Linked DNA regions of Homo sapiens: all the other regions are linked to region 1. Evidence: chromatin loops called from intact Hi-C (ENCODE). Cell type or tissue: PC-3. All regions are shown on one strand.

What was found. Hi-C counts contacts between places; a loop is a spot of excess contacts. Peaks named below come from ENCODE experiments on the same cell type or tissue, not always from the same donor. Only the 100,000 strongest peaks of a DNase experiment are listed, where the experiment ranks them.
Region 2: it touches region 1 in a loop (4-fold over the local background); 4 of 110 quality-filtered maps call a loop at or near these places.
Region 3: a loop joins it to region 1, with 3 times the contacts of the local background. A loop is called at or near these places in 3 of 110 quality-filtered maps.

The regions. Positions count from the first base shown.
Region 1 is chr17:71,235,211-71,240,210 of GRCh38, forward strand. No RefSeq gene overlaps it. Among named protein-coding and RNA genes, the nearest start is that of CASC17, 36 kb to the left of the region's middle. In PC-3, a CTCF peak has its summit at 2,786 (motif pointing right); a DNase peak (open chromatin) is centred at 2,821; H3K27ac peaks cover 441 bases.
Region 2 is chr17:70,765,395-70,770,394 of GRCh38, forward strand. No RefSeq gene overlaps it. Among named protein-coding and RNA genes, the nearest start is that of CASC17, 430 kb to the right of the region's middle. In PC-3, a CTCF peak has its summit at 1,904 (motif pointing right); a DNase peak (open chromatin) is centred at 1,917.
Region 3 is chr17:71,421,775-71,426,774 of GRCh38, forward strand. No RefSeq gene overlaps it. Among named protein-coding and RNA genes, the nearest start is that of CASC17, 220 kb to the left of the region's middle. In PC-3, a CTCF peak has its summit at 2,421; a DNase peak (open chromatin) is centred at 2,587; H3K4me3 peaks cover 463 bases; H3K27ac peaks cover 4,455 bases.

The sequences.
Region 1 (5,000 bases):
TTCTGTGCCTTCTATTAAAAACCTCTTTGCCTCAGACTGATTTACTTTAAGCAGCTAACACTTCTACCAGTTTGAAGAAAAGGATAAAGAATAAGAAATAAATTGTAACTATTTACTACAGTTAATATTAAACTTTCAAGTATTCTACAAATGTACAATACTGGTGCAGGATGTTGACATTAGTGGGCAGGGAGCATATGGGAGATCTCTGTACTTTCCTCTTTCTTTTGAGGTGAATCTAAAACTGCTCTAAAAATAGTCTTGAAAAAAGTGCTGGGCAAGGCGTGGTGGCTCATGCATGCAACCCCAGGACTTTGGGAGACCAAGGTAGGTGGATCATCTGCGGTCAGGGGTTCAAGACCAGTCTGGCCAATATGGTGAAACCCCATCTCTACTAAAAATACAAAAATTAGCCAGGCTTGGTGGTGGACATCTGTTATCCCAGCTACTCGAGAGGCTGAGGCAGGAGAATTGCTTGAATCTGGGAGGTGGAGGTGGCAGTGAGCCAAGATCATGCCATTGCACTCCAGCCTGGGCAACAGAATGAGACTCTGTCTCAAAAAAAAGAAAGGAAAAAAGTGCTAAATGTATTATTGTGATATACAGGAGGCTAAAATCAAGTATAACTTGAAAAGTAGGCCAAGTGACTCATATTAAAAATGAATAAATGCGTACCCACAAAAATTTAAAAAAAATTTAAAATGTATAAAATGAATAAATATAAATGTAAACATAATATATAATTACATATAGCACACAAACATATAGCAATAGAGAAAGACGAGTATGTGTATACTCACACACACACACATTTCTACAATTTAATATAGTGATTTATACCTAGAATCAAGCAGCTTTTGGGGGACTTGGAGGTTTTATAATACAGAAGAGATAAACTGCAATTACTTTTGACCATTTTGCTCATCTTTTTCTTTTCCTTTTCTTTTTTTTGTTTAGATGGAGTTTTTTTGCTCTTGTTGCCCAGGCTGGGGTACAACAGCATGATCTCAGTTCACTGCGACCTCCACCTCCTGGATTCAAGAAATTCTCTTGCCTCACTTCCCAAGTGGCTGGGATCACAGGCATGCGCCACCACACCTGGCTAATTTTGTATTTTTAGTAGATGGGGTTGCTCCATGTTGGTCAGGCTGGTCTCAAACTCCTGACCTCAGGTGATCCGCTGGCCTTGGCCTCCCAAAGTGCTAGGATTATAGGATTATAGGATTATAGGTGTGAGCCACCGCGCCCGGCCTTGCTCATCTTTTTCTAAGAGATTCAGTAGCCCAAGCTAACATAGATTTCATTCTGTTTCAGCAAAAAATATCTGTGACATGCTCATGAACTGTCCTTCCCAGCTGTTTACCATTCACCTCTATTTTTCATTCATCTCTGTTTTCTGTTCACTTCTGTACCATTTCTTTCTGTTTTCCTGAGAAATGAGCCCACTGAGATAAAGACTGGCCCAACAAGAACACTGAAAAGCATTCCTTAAGGTGAAAAATAGAAAAAAAATCCATTTCTGAAGTTCTTTTTAGACTTACAGTTTTGAGCATTGGTTCACAAATTTGCCTGCAAATAGAGTCAATAGAAATTTTTAAAAATAGACTCAAAACAGAGCCAATTATAATATGTTGATGAGACCCAGTTATCAGTACATGTATTTCCTGGGTGAAAAATATCTTAAAATTACAGCATTAAGTTATGTTATCATTTGAATAGAATTATTTTACACGAGCTAAATGACATTAACTCTATAGTTTTCAGGTAAATCATGAGAACTTGTCTAATCATCAATTGGATGTTGTGCCATCTGTGTACTTTGATCAATAAGATAACCTACATGTGTACGTTACCTTTAATTTGGTACATTTTAAGAAATAAAGACATTTCTGATAATTTTAATGATCAAAAAAGCAAAATGAGGTACACCATCATTCCAAAACAGATTCCAAGGCATCGAAGTATTTGTTCAAATAAAGAAATGAACTAAAACATTACACATATCAGACTCCAAAAGGGTCAACAACAACCCATAAGCTCAATAGACCCATCAGCTCAGAACTAATTTTGAGCCCATGTGTCAGTCAGTATTTATTAACCACCTACTATGTGTCAAGCACATGTGGAATTTGGCAGTCTATATTCCAATGCTACAGAATGTTCTTGGAATGGCTAACTCATTTCAAGACCTATGTTGACTATAATGTCTGATCACTTGTAAATTCTCCAAATATCTACATCATAGTGGTAAGCGCTGTATAAGCAAGACATTCTCAAACACCATCACATATTATCCCTATTTAATTGACCAAATTGCAAACATTCAGCGTGTTTACATTTGATGTACGTTACATGATATAATGCTGAATGTGTCAATTGTGCTCATGATTAATGTAAGTTGAACGTTACTATTATAATATCTAATTTTCTGAAATGCTAAGGTAAAAATTTTCCTATTTTAACATTTCTGAAATTAAGATGTATCTTATCATTGAGTATAGACTGGGTATGGCTTATATTTACTCTTCCTTCCATCAGCCTCTCCCAACCTAAAAACTAACATTACATTAAATTGATATCTTAGAGTTGAAGACTGTTTAGAAGAAAGAAATACAGGAGCTTCCCTAAGTAGTTCAATAACCCTATGTATACATCATTCTTCTAAAGTAGGGGAAGGAGAAGATAAAAACAAAGATCATCAATGTTCAGTCTGGCTGATAGACAAAGCCTAAGTATTATTGCAGAATATCATAGTCCATATTATCAATTTCCAGCAGATGGCATCTCACACTGTTAAGTTAGTCATTGAGGAGCCTATGGGATGTCCTTGCTTGGATAACACATGGAACTCCAAATTGTGCTTGTGTTTCATGAGAGTACATTTGCCAGCACAGTCACCTAGAATGAGAATTTCTGTAACTAGCCTCAGCATGTGGTCACTAAGATTGCCCACAAGCATTTAGTATTTTCAGCAGAACCAAAGCATAGTGCACATTTTAATGGCAGTGACTCCTGTTTTAGAACAGTCTGCACAACATAATTGTAGGGCAAGGTGGGAATTATGAGTCTTAAACAAGTCTTGTAGGTGGGGATAACATGTGTATTAAAATAACCAAAACCATTGGCTCTGCTTTTCTGCAGATAAGCCTCACACAGCTATGATTCACAGCACTGTACAGCTGCATCTTTCTGGAGAAAATCTTGCAGTATTTAACTGTGCCTTCTGAGATATATTCAATTTTTCCACTTTTATTAAAATTTCCATTATGATAATATTTGTTTTCAGTACTTCAATGAATAATTTTAAAACGCATATTAACATATGAATCTTTGCATCCTAGGCAAACTTGAGAACCAATGTTCAAAACAGTAGGGTTAACAGGAACTTCAGAAATTGATTTCTTTCCTATTTTTCCCCTTAGATTCTTTTCAGTGCTCTTGATGGGACAGTATCTATCTGAGTGAGCTGATTTCTTCAGGAAACAGAATTAAATGGCACAGAGTTAAATGGTACAGAGGTGAACAGAAGACAGAGGTGAATGGAAAACCGAAGTGAAGGGTAATTTGTGAGCATCTCACAGATATTTCTGCTAAAGCAGAATGAGATCTATACTACCTCAGGCAATGAATGTCCTGGAAAAATCCTGGGTAAAATGTTCAAAAGTAATTTCAGTTTATCTCATGTTGTCTAACAGTCACTTGAAGACGAAAGAGAAATTTCATGCGGCAATAGCTAAGCATGGCTTTTTTTTTTACACCGTATTTTATTAGACTGTGGAATCTTCACCTTGTTCTTAGTCAAATTGTTCAAGATAACTCTTTCTCAGCACTCTATTTTTTCTTAAATGTCAACTAATTATGCTAACAAGCATATCAACAAGAATATATAAACCCTCATTTTGTTCAATTAACACTAAATCAGCAACTGATTTCAGTGAAATAGTGGTTTCAAGATGAAAGGACGCATTTGAGCTACACGATGTCTTTAGCTTGATCGAAATTCATAAAAGCTCCTAACATCAAAGGGGAGAAATAAGATCACATTTTAAGATAATACAATTCTAAGTTATATTTTTTAAGTTGAAATGACATCATAAAAATTGTGCCTAACAAAATGCTAACTGAATGTCCCGAAGAACAGAAACAAAAGCAGTTCGCATTGGAAGCTATTTTAGATAAGAAGTTTTGATGCTATAATGAAGAAAAAAATCAAGTAAATTGCTTCTTTTGGAAGAGATAACAAAATTTGTCACCTGAATAAGTGTGGGAATTGAAATAAAACCTATAAATGAGTCCATTTTGACAGAATGCTGGTATCAAAACTCTACAATGAATTACCAATTCTATTCAAATGATAACATAATGCTGTAATTTTAAGATATTTTTTACCGAGGAAATACATGTACTGATAACTGGGTCTAATCCACCAATTAGATAATAGATAAAAAAATGCTGACTTGTGGTTCGCATGAGCTGAAAAAAAAGGACATTTTTATTGAAATGTCTAGAGTGTCGTTGTAAATGTAGGTCTGAAGTTCAAGAGAAGTTGGAAATAAGCTTTATCCAAGAGTCTTCCATGCAGAAATAAGAGTTTAAAACTCTGGAATGGGAAAATTTCTGAGATAGAGAGTATAGAGAAAGAAATGGAGAGTAATGGGAACCACTGGGTAATGAAACTTGGGTTAGATAATCATTTTATCTGCCTTTGGCTCTTCTATAATGCATATGACTACCATTTCTGTAGAGTGAGGCCAACTATAGTACGGGTGAATTTAATAATAAATTATAAGAAAAATGTTCCACCATTGTATTCACATTACATGAGTGTGAGCATCCCTTGCACATCCCTAGTACTCCCTAAAAACTGAAGGAGAAACTAATTATAATGTATTTATTTGTATTGACTATGAAACGTTTTGTTCCCCAAATGCTTGATTTTCTCTCTTCCTTATCAATCAGTGATCAAATTCTTCTAAAGATAAAATAAAGATTGCTTTATG
Region 2 (5,000 bases), 470 kb before region 1:
GCTCACTGCAGTCTCAACTTCCTGGGCTCGGGCGATTCTCCGACCTCAGCCTCCCTGGTAGCTGAGACTACAGGCATGCACCACCATGCCTGGCTAATGTTTGTATTTGTAGTAGAGAAGAGGTTTTGCCTTACTGCCCAGGCTGGTCTCAAACTCCTGGGCTCAAGCAATCTGCCTGCTTCAGTCTCCCAAAGTGCTAGGATTACAGGCATAAGCCACTGCGCCTGGCCTAGTCTTTATTTATTTATCTATTTTTAACGAAAGACATTGATATCTCTCTCTTCTAACAGTGATGGTACTGGTATATGATATGTCAACTACACTCCTGCAGAGCTGCAAGTATGTTAGCCTTGGTAAATGAGAGACATGAGTAAACATTGATCATATGGCAGATATCTGACAACTTACAGATAAATCTATATTTGTAAAAAAAAGTTATTCTCAATTTTTTTTTGCTTTGTTATATTTCACTTAAATGGGGGAACCAAAAAAGTACATGTAAAAGTAGTTATTCAGGCTAAGAGTTCATAATATTAAAAGAGCTTTGCTTATTTTGGGAAATTTTGCACTGATAAAAAAAGGCATACGAAGACTAAGTTAATAAAAATTTATTTATAGTTAAAATACATGTGTGATTATAAATGTCTATCCCTATATTGCAACATTTAATTAGTATGAATACATCCAAGTTTAGGTCTTCTTGCATATTCAATATGGTAAGTATTGTTTCAAAATGCTTTAAAGAAAATGTTTAAAATAGTTTACTATGAATTAAAATATTTAGCAGCCATGAAGGGATAAGATATAAGGACTTAAATTGTTATTTTGTTCTTTAAATAAATACATTGAACTGATTACAATATTTTTATACATTTTGATGTAACAAATTACTTCATGGGATATAACAGGAAACCAAGCTAATTTTCCATCAATTGCACTGTTGAAGATTGTCCTACTGTAATATTTTGATTTTAGGGCATTAGGACTTATTTCTAGCAGAATACGGGAATAGAAGTATTCAGCTCTGACATGATCATTCGTTTCTGTCTCAGGACCTAGGTACATTTTAATAGATGGGATGAGAGAGAAAGGGCTGTTTTGTCTCTCAAGGAATTGCTAAACCAGATGTTGAAAAGGGAGGAGAGATTTTTAAATTTTAGTTGAAAAGCAGTATCCAATGAATTAAAAACTGATACCCAATCAGTAACAATGCCTCCAGCCACATAGCTTTGGGCACTTCTGAGTCCACCTCTGGCCACTTCTTTACTCCTCCATGAAGTGACTTTTCCAGGTCACTTCTTGTTGTATATTTGTGGAGGATTTCTACTAGAAGCGTGCAGATCACCATCTGCTCCACAGATCAAAGGCATCCATCTCCTAAGTTCCCCACTGAAACAAGGGTCAATGTTGGAAAATTTAATTCAGTGAATGCCACTCATAAAAATGAATTGCAGATTTTAATGAACCTTAATTTTCAAAGGAATTTATTCTATGATATTTAGCTAAAAATAAAAATACAATAATATAATGGTATAATTAGTTTTCTTAAATTAGTATATTTTCTGTTTGGTGCCTGATAGAGGGAAAAATGGCATTGTTGTACTTCGAAGACGTTTTTCTTCATTCTGTCTTAGCAGGCAAACTTTTTTTTTTTTAAATAGTATTTACACATAATGAAATGGTTATAAAAAATCTAAGCTTATTTTCAACACGTAAAGAGATGTTTCTGAGTGATGTTTGTGTGTTGTAAATTTAAGCAACCTTTCCTTAACTTTGAAATTTTTCAAACTTTGTATCTTTGAAAGATTTATGTTAAAAGCTGAAAACATCAAAATTAAGAAGCCGAACCCCCAAATTTCTGATTTTTAAGATGGAAAGCCATCTGAACTTTTACAGGATTCCAACAGGGGGCAGTGAAATTCCACAGATGAACTTGATGGCTGTGCTGAAAAATAGATGCCCAGAATGTAAATCTCTGAAGAGAAATATGTCTTAACACAGCTACCTCAGGAAAGGGGGAATTATTGCACTTAATTAAAGTGTATTGACACCATATGTGGCCCCACCTCTCCCACTCCCCTTTTTGGATTCATTAAGAATTAAAAAAAAAATCAGAAACTAGTAAAGGCAATATTCCTATAGAGCCTGTGACTTAACCCTTAATCATTAATCCTACAAAAATTACACTTAAACAAAAAGCTAGTTGGTAAACAGAAACCTTTCAAATTAGACAATTTATGTTCATTATCTCTATAACTCAAAGGAATGTCATTGGACTGTTTTGTAAAAATAGTATTCTCTTAATGACAGTTTGTATTTTCTTATGGAATATTTTCAACAATTTTAAATGACAGCAAAGCTCTAATTATTTTTGCCAGTGAGGTTTACATAAAGATTTGAATTTTTTTAGATCATCTGAAAAAAAATAGAAATAATGTTTGTATGGGTCTCATTCCCCATATTTTTTAAAGTCCTTGCATTTTGAATAAAATACATCCATTAGAGTTAAAAGTGAAACCTTTTTGTTATGACTTGGACACTTATTTAAAAATTAAGCTAAATTTGACTCTTCGGAAAAATGTGGCTAAAAAGTCTGATTTTAAGAAACCTTTTAATACACTGTCTTCTTTATTCTCTGTCACAACTCTTGTGTTCTTTTTGTTTTTTAACTGAGTTTGTACTTTACTTCTTCAAAACACATTTGGAGGCAGAAATATATATTATCATCACATTTGAATTAGTTCTAGAATTAACACCTAAAATCTGAATTTTTTGTATTCTAATGAAATTGGTTTCTTCTGTATGTATTTTAAGATTATAATATTTTATTTAATATATTTTTTATGATTGAAAAATAATAATGATTGTAGAGCATTTAGAAAACACAGATAACCAATATAAACAAAATTTAATGACCCATACTTCTACCAGACTGCTGTCAGAATGGTGATTTTTTTCCCTCCTTTTTTATACCTGTATAAGAATATTTATTTAACATCAATATACATTTATTATAACATACATCTCACATATGTTTGTATATATTTTTATACATATTAATATATATTTCATATATCTGTGTATATACACATATATAATGTCAGATTATACCAGCTACAGAATTTTATAATTTTCTTATTTTTACCAAATATTATGCTTTGTAGACTTTCCCATCTTTATGTTATCACTATATGATTTTAAGTAGGTACAAACTATTATATCATATAGATTTACCATAATTCATTTATTTTTCCTTGTAGATAAATAATACAACTGAAAATGTAGTAGCCTACAAATTGAGAATTAATTCTAAAGCCCAAAGTGTTCTATGGTATCAGTTGAGTCTTTTGACTTAAAACCTCTGTCTTTGAAATTAGGTCCGTTCACTAATCTGAGTAAACAACTAGTAACTACAATTTAAAAGTCTTAAAAGGGAAGGAAGAATATTGACTGTATGCTCTAAGAGATGAGATACATATTTTAATGACTATATTTTAATAGCATAAAGAAAGGAAGGTAGAGTTTGAGACTCTTATTTATGTGATTATTACATGTGCATGCTTTTGCTTATAATGAAACCTTCTTGGTCCTTTTGTTAAGGTGAGACAGACTTTAGAATGAATGCCATTTTTCAACATTCATATGCCCCAAAATATTTTCAGATACTTTTTCTGCTACTGTACAAAACTTAAAAAATAAATTCAATATTTCATTATATTATTCATAGCCATACATTTAGTAACTAAATTTGAAAGCTAGGTACAAAATATTTAAAAATCTCACAAAGTTCGGGGAAGCTAATATTAACGAAAAGTCTTCTTGTGAGTAGAAGAAGTTCTTACCCTACTTCCATAAATTCTAGTTTTCAATCTGCTGTATACTGATTTATTTTATCATACTGATATAAGAACTTTGGCATGGCTTATAAAATAACTAGATATTTGACACCAAATACAGAATGAATACAGAATGTATTGCATAGAGTAATTGTCCTTTCGATTTTTTTGGAAAATATTAGTTTAGGTAGCTATATAAATATCTATTTCTATATATTTATAGACCTTGCAGTTTTTAAAGGCCTTTTATATTTTTGGAGGAGGTAGAGGAAAATCAGAATATTAGTATTCTAATATTATATGTGTGAAAACTTAGAATTGGCTGAAATATTGATTAACGTTGGTAGTTATTAGATCACCATGACATAGCATGCTGAGAACTGAATCCTCTTTGCAGATGGGTGCCTTAGTGCTCATTCCACTGCAACATAACATGTTCTTTTAAGCTACTAAACCCTTCATATTTGTGTCTAAATAACTGCATACATCATGCTTAATCTGTAATTATATTGTATATTAAGTATAATATATATGTATACACACATGTGCATGTGTGCGTGTGTGTGTGTATATATATATAGAGAGAGAGAGAGGGAATACAAAGGAAGCATATAGAAAGTGTATACAAATGAAAACACCTAACTATATATACATTGAACTATTTTCAGCTCATAATTAGCCAAAGAAAAAATAAATAGTAAATTTAAGAATCCTACATTTCTTTACACTCTGGCCTGTGGATTATTTTTAAACAAAGAAGCATTTTCAGCCTTAATCATAGCTCTGAGTAAATGAAAGCATTCCTGCACATTTGAATTTCACAGGTTTTGTATTTCACACTGGGAGTCAGCCTTTCACAGATTTTTAACTACCTTAAAACCTTGTTAACTTTCAGCTGAAATTGCTGTTTTACAATGTCATGTTCTTGTGGGAATACAGGATCTTTTAGAAAGCAGTTTTGAGGAACTCTATTCCCAGAGCAATCTAAATCCAAAGCTGGGTGGAAACAGTACTAGTTGGTAGAAGTAACTTTGGCTTAAAGGGCAAGCTATGTTTGCTATGTTTACAGACCAATGGTAAAATAAAACAAAGGTGAGTTTTCTTTAAAATCAAAATGCACGAGAATATTCTTCTCATTGAGAATGACAAGGACCAGCTCTGTTG
Region 3 (5,000 bases), 190 kb after region 1:
TTATCAAAAATGTCTCCTCACTCCCTCAGTAAAACATCCTCCACAGCTCAGATGACTTTGGAGATGATCTAAATACTAATACACAAAATATCATGTGACAATCGTCTCTCAAAATCAGTTCCAGAGAACAAGAGATAAAAGTTATTGATTCATTATGATCCTGTACAGCTCCATATCAAAACCAAATGAGGATAATAAAATAAACTAAAAGTATAAATTATCTTTTATGAAATAATGTGAAGATCTAAAAAAATTACCAAACTTAATCCACATTAAACTATAAACACTTAATAGGATTTATACTAGGAATACAAGTGTAGAACCTTTTTAAAAACATGAAATTGGTGGCAACACCCTGGTGTGAACCAAAGAGAAGTTCCTTAATGTGAACAAATAGAACTTACGGATAAAATATTCAATAATAACAATAATAATACATAGTATATAGTTGTTCTTTAAAAAGTGACATTTGTGTGTGAGTGGCAACAAAAATATTAAAAGAAAAGAAACAACAACAACAAAAGAAGCCACACACAAACACACATGTGGGGAGGGTAGCTTCACCTTCGGGTATTGGCAAGGCCTCCTGTGATAAGTGTTCACAACGACAATGACAACAACAACAATAACAATTGCCTCTTCTGTGAAGATATACACACACACTCTCTCACAAAAAAATTTACATACACATGAACAAATTCATCAAAGGGACAGTTTTGAGAGTCCAGGACAGATTCATAAATATAATGAAACATATAGCAAAAGTGGCCTTACAAATTAGTGATTACAAATTAGTAAGGATGAGTTACTGAATGAAGTTTACTGGGACAATTTGCCTATCAATATTGAAAAAACTCAATAAAGTCAAGCAACTCAATAAAGAATAGGCAAAATATTATAAGTAATTCACAAAAGAAGAAAGCTGAATGGCCAATAAGTATAAGAGAAGGCCAGGCACGGCGGCTCATGCCTGTAATCCCAGCACTTTGGCAGGCCGAGGCGGGCAGATCACGAGGTCAGGAGATCGAGACCATCCTGGCTAACATGGTGAAACCCTGTCTCTACTAAAAATACAAAAAATTAGCCGGGCGTGGTAGCAGGCGCCTGTAGTCCCAGCTACCGGGGAGGCTGAGACAGGAGAATGGCGTGAACCTGGAAGGCGGAGCTTGCAGTGAGCTGAGACCGCGCCACTGCACTCCAGCCTGGGTGACAGAGCAAGACTCCACCTCAAAAAAAAAAAAAAAAAAAAAAAAAAAAACACAGAAAATGCTCACATACTCTAATAATTAGAAAGATACAAAATAGCACAAGATATCACTTCACACTTCTTAGACTGAAAAATAAAATAAAAGGTCTAGTAATACTTATTACTGGAGATGATATGAGGGAAATCACAGCACTCACACACCATTTTGAGGGGAAAATTAGTGCATTAACTAAAAGAACAATTTGCTCTTTTCCCTCCAGGAATCCTCTCTCAAATGTCTTTTGACTTAACTCCTCAGGAATCATCTTCTAAGACGTTCTCACTCATCTCCCAGATGATATTTGCATTATAAAGTCCACCTGCAACTTTTGTGCATTTTAACCTCTACCTTCAGCCAGGATGGACATCAAAATGATTTTAAAATCACCACGAAATTTCATAATCCATGAAAGGATACTCATTTCCTTACATTCTATTGCATTAACTGTTTTGCAATTTTGTGGAAATCTATTTCAGACTTAAGCATACATCCAAGGATCAGTTATTGCACATAAAGCACAGACCACCTCAGTGGCAAACTCACTTTGGCTGGCAACGAAAGCAGATATGTAAAATGCTGCCTTCTCCATAGGAATAAGGGAATGAGCGGGAATCCCCCAAATCCTCTGCGCACATAAGGTTCACTTGGTGCGGCTCTTTAACTTCTATTTTATAACTAACCCACGTGGAAAGATTTTTTCCACATTGAAATCAAGATGGGCGGGATTGGTTTTGTTTTAACTAGTTTTCCTTCATATGTGAGATTTCTAGCATATAGCCTGAGAAGTCGGGGGCAATGAAATGCATATAGTGTAGAAAAGGGATATAAAAATTTCTTGTTTTAAATTTTTTTCCCATGTCTGTAAACACTCCATTTCACCTGGCAGAAAAGTTGTTCATGACCGAAGGCTCCTAGGCAAAACAGGTTTGGACCCAAAGGAAATAAAGAGAACTCTTGTCTTTCCTGTCATGCAGAGTGATTTTATATGCACTAACCCAGTGACTGAGAAGAGGAAGATTCTGTCCCTAAGGTGGCCTGTCCCGGCTGGGGCAGGTGCAACTTGCAGGGTAAATCCCAGAGGACCCAGCTATGGCCTTCATTCTCAGCAGACACTGCTTTTGCAATCACTTTTTATCTGTGAATCCTTGCTGGAGAAATAAGAACAGTCTACAGCTTCCTGTGTGATTTGCCACTTCTCCTTGTGGACGACAGTCATGTCTGCAATATGCGCTGATTTTATCAGGAGATGTATTTAAAGGCTAGTGGTTAATGCTGTATTAACATGTGATGGGGTAAAGGAAATAGGGTGCAATTTTTCTGCCTTAGTCACTCTCCCAGGCATAAGATAGAGTAACACAGGTGTGTCTGATCTCCCCAGGGGGTTGATTATCTCACAATAACCACATCCTCTGTAATTCGCTTACTACTATTTTTTTTTCCCAGGATCAGATACAAAGAAGTGATTTAGGTGATTGGATTGACTGACAAAAAACTGTCAGCCAGTCTGCACCATGACATTTTAAAGGATAATATCTACTTTCTGCAGGTTCAGCCACCAATAGGCTAGTGTCAGTGTCAGCAAATTAAAGGCTTCCTGGACCAACTGGGCTTCTGCAAAAACGTTTATGTTTACATTTCCAATGCCCTTTTCATAGGCAATTCAAAACCTAAAACCTAAAAGTTTTCACTACTCTTAAGAGAAATAAAGGGCAGGGAGTTGGCATCAATCCCCACCTGAGAAACACACTATTGTTTGCCAGTGCTTTATGATGGATTTGAGGGAGGTCAGCTGCTATTCCTAGATTAATCTAGCGAATCAAATGCAGTAACGATTTCTCTCTTACATTCTGACTGAGACAGAGAAAACCTAAGTCCAGAAGGTTGTAATCAAGAGATAAGTGACTTAGGGGATAATTTCATATCTGACTCTCAGATACAGTGATTGTCAATATTTCAATTTCATTGAATTCAATTTAAGAGATCACAATAATGTTTATCTCATTTGGACTGAGCACTTTTGGAAGTCTATTCATTAGTATAATGCTCAATAGTCTTTTGGAAAACAAAATTAAATAGAGAATTATGGAGAAATGAGTACTAATTTAGCTAAAGATTGGTTTCCATCTGATGTAAGAGGGTGACATGAATGAACTTCTGGTTACAGTCATCCTTAAATGCAAAAGGGTGAAGTTGTATAATGCTTCCTTGTTCTTTTAGGTGGATACAAAGTACCTTACATTTTAAATAAACTGTTGTCTTCTATATAAATGCTCTATTTTTCTTTTGATTTAATGGTCCCTAATCATTGAGTTCTTGTTTTCATCTTTAAAACTTAAGGGTCTATGAATGTTTTGGAGACATATTCTGTAATAAACTTTAAGAGTCAAGGATGCATTGGTGAAGCAAAATCTCTGCTCACATCAATTCAATATCTTATTCTAGTCAGTCAAGTGTTAGCCTTGGGTTCAAGGTAGGTTGCTGCCTTAGCAGTGGGTACCAGGGCTTTTACGATGGCAATTCTGTGCAACACCAAAATGTCATGACTGCAAACTCATTTCCTGGGCACTTTCATGGACAAATATATAATAACATGGTACACTGGCACACTGAAGCAAAGCTTTGCAACAAGCCAACCAAGCACTGGTGAAATCAACTAAGTTGAAGCAATTGGAATGATGCAACAAGGGATGATCAGAACCATTTTATATTACATTTATTCTAATCTCATTAGATTTTCTAATGGGTTCGTGTTCAGCTGTTCTCTAAGAAGATCCTTGCATTCTCCATTTTTCTCATATCCATGTAGAAGTTTTCATTCAGATTTCTACATAGAGTAAGAGGCCAATAAATACTTGTTAATGGACTTCAACATTCTCCCTTTTCCTCAAAACTCAAAGTTTTGTTTTTGCCCTGATGAGAAAGAATAACAATAGCAACAGCAATAAATGTTAAAGATGGATAAAAATAAGAATGAAGCCTCTCTTCTGGTTCAAAATTCAGCCAAAAAACATACTGGACAAAAAAGCAACCTGACTAGGAAATAACGTGAAAAGCTTTAAGAGAAAACGGGTCCTTGCAGGTAGCAATTAAACACACACACACACACACACACACACACACACACACACACACACACAGAGGACATATTTCTCTTTGTATTCACAGGTTAAAAAGATGCAACTGAAATAGGGGTAATATTTAAGTTGAACTAACTGTTTTGTATCTAAACTTGATGGGTAGGTGTCAGTACTGTTTATGGTGAAAGAAACAGAAAGGTATACATTCATTTTACTACATGAACAGGACTGCTAAATATGGAGAACATATTTTTGCAATGAATATAAACAATTTTACAGTTTATCTTTCTAATTTCCCAGCAAGTCCAGATTATTGATGGTAAAAGGACTCAATGCAAATACATATTAAGTTTTCATTTATTTTTCCTTCAATATACCTGAACACCTGAATGAAACATTTCATGAATGGAAAGTTAATCTACCCAAGCTTGGATACCTGAAACATTAAGAAACTGGACGCTTTTTTGGATTTAGTCAACCACACAGGAGTATTGTGCAAAAGGTTAGGATAGGGACTCAATCTCAAAGCTCAGAGCTTGATCCCTCATTGAAAAAATCAAGGTGCTTTGCTTTTTTATTTTTTTTCTTTTTCATTTGAATGGGTTCAAATCTTCGGCTTACTCAATTTTCACCCAGGGCTTAATGCACTGGGTAACCCTCAGGACATAAAACTTTC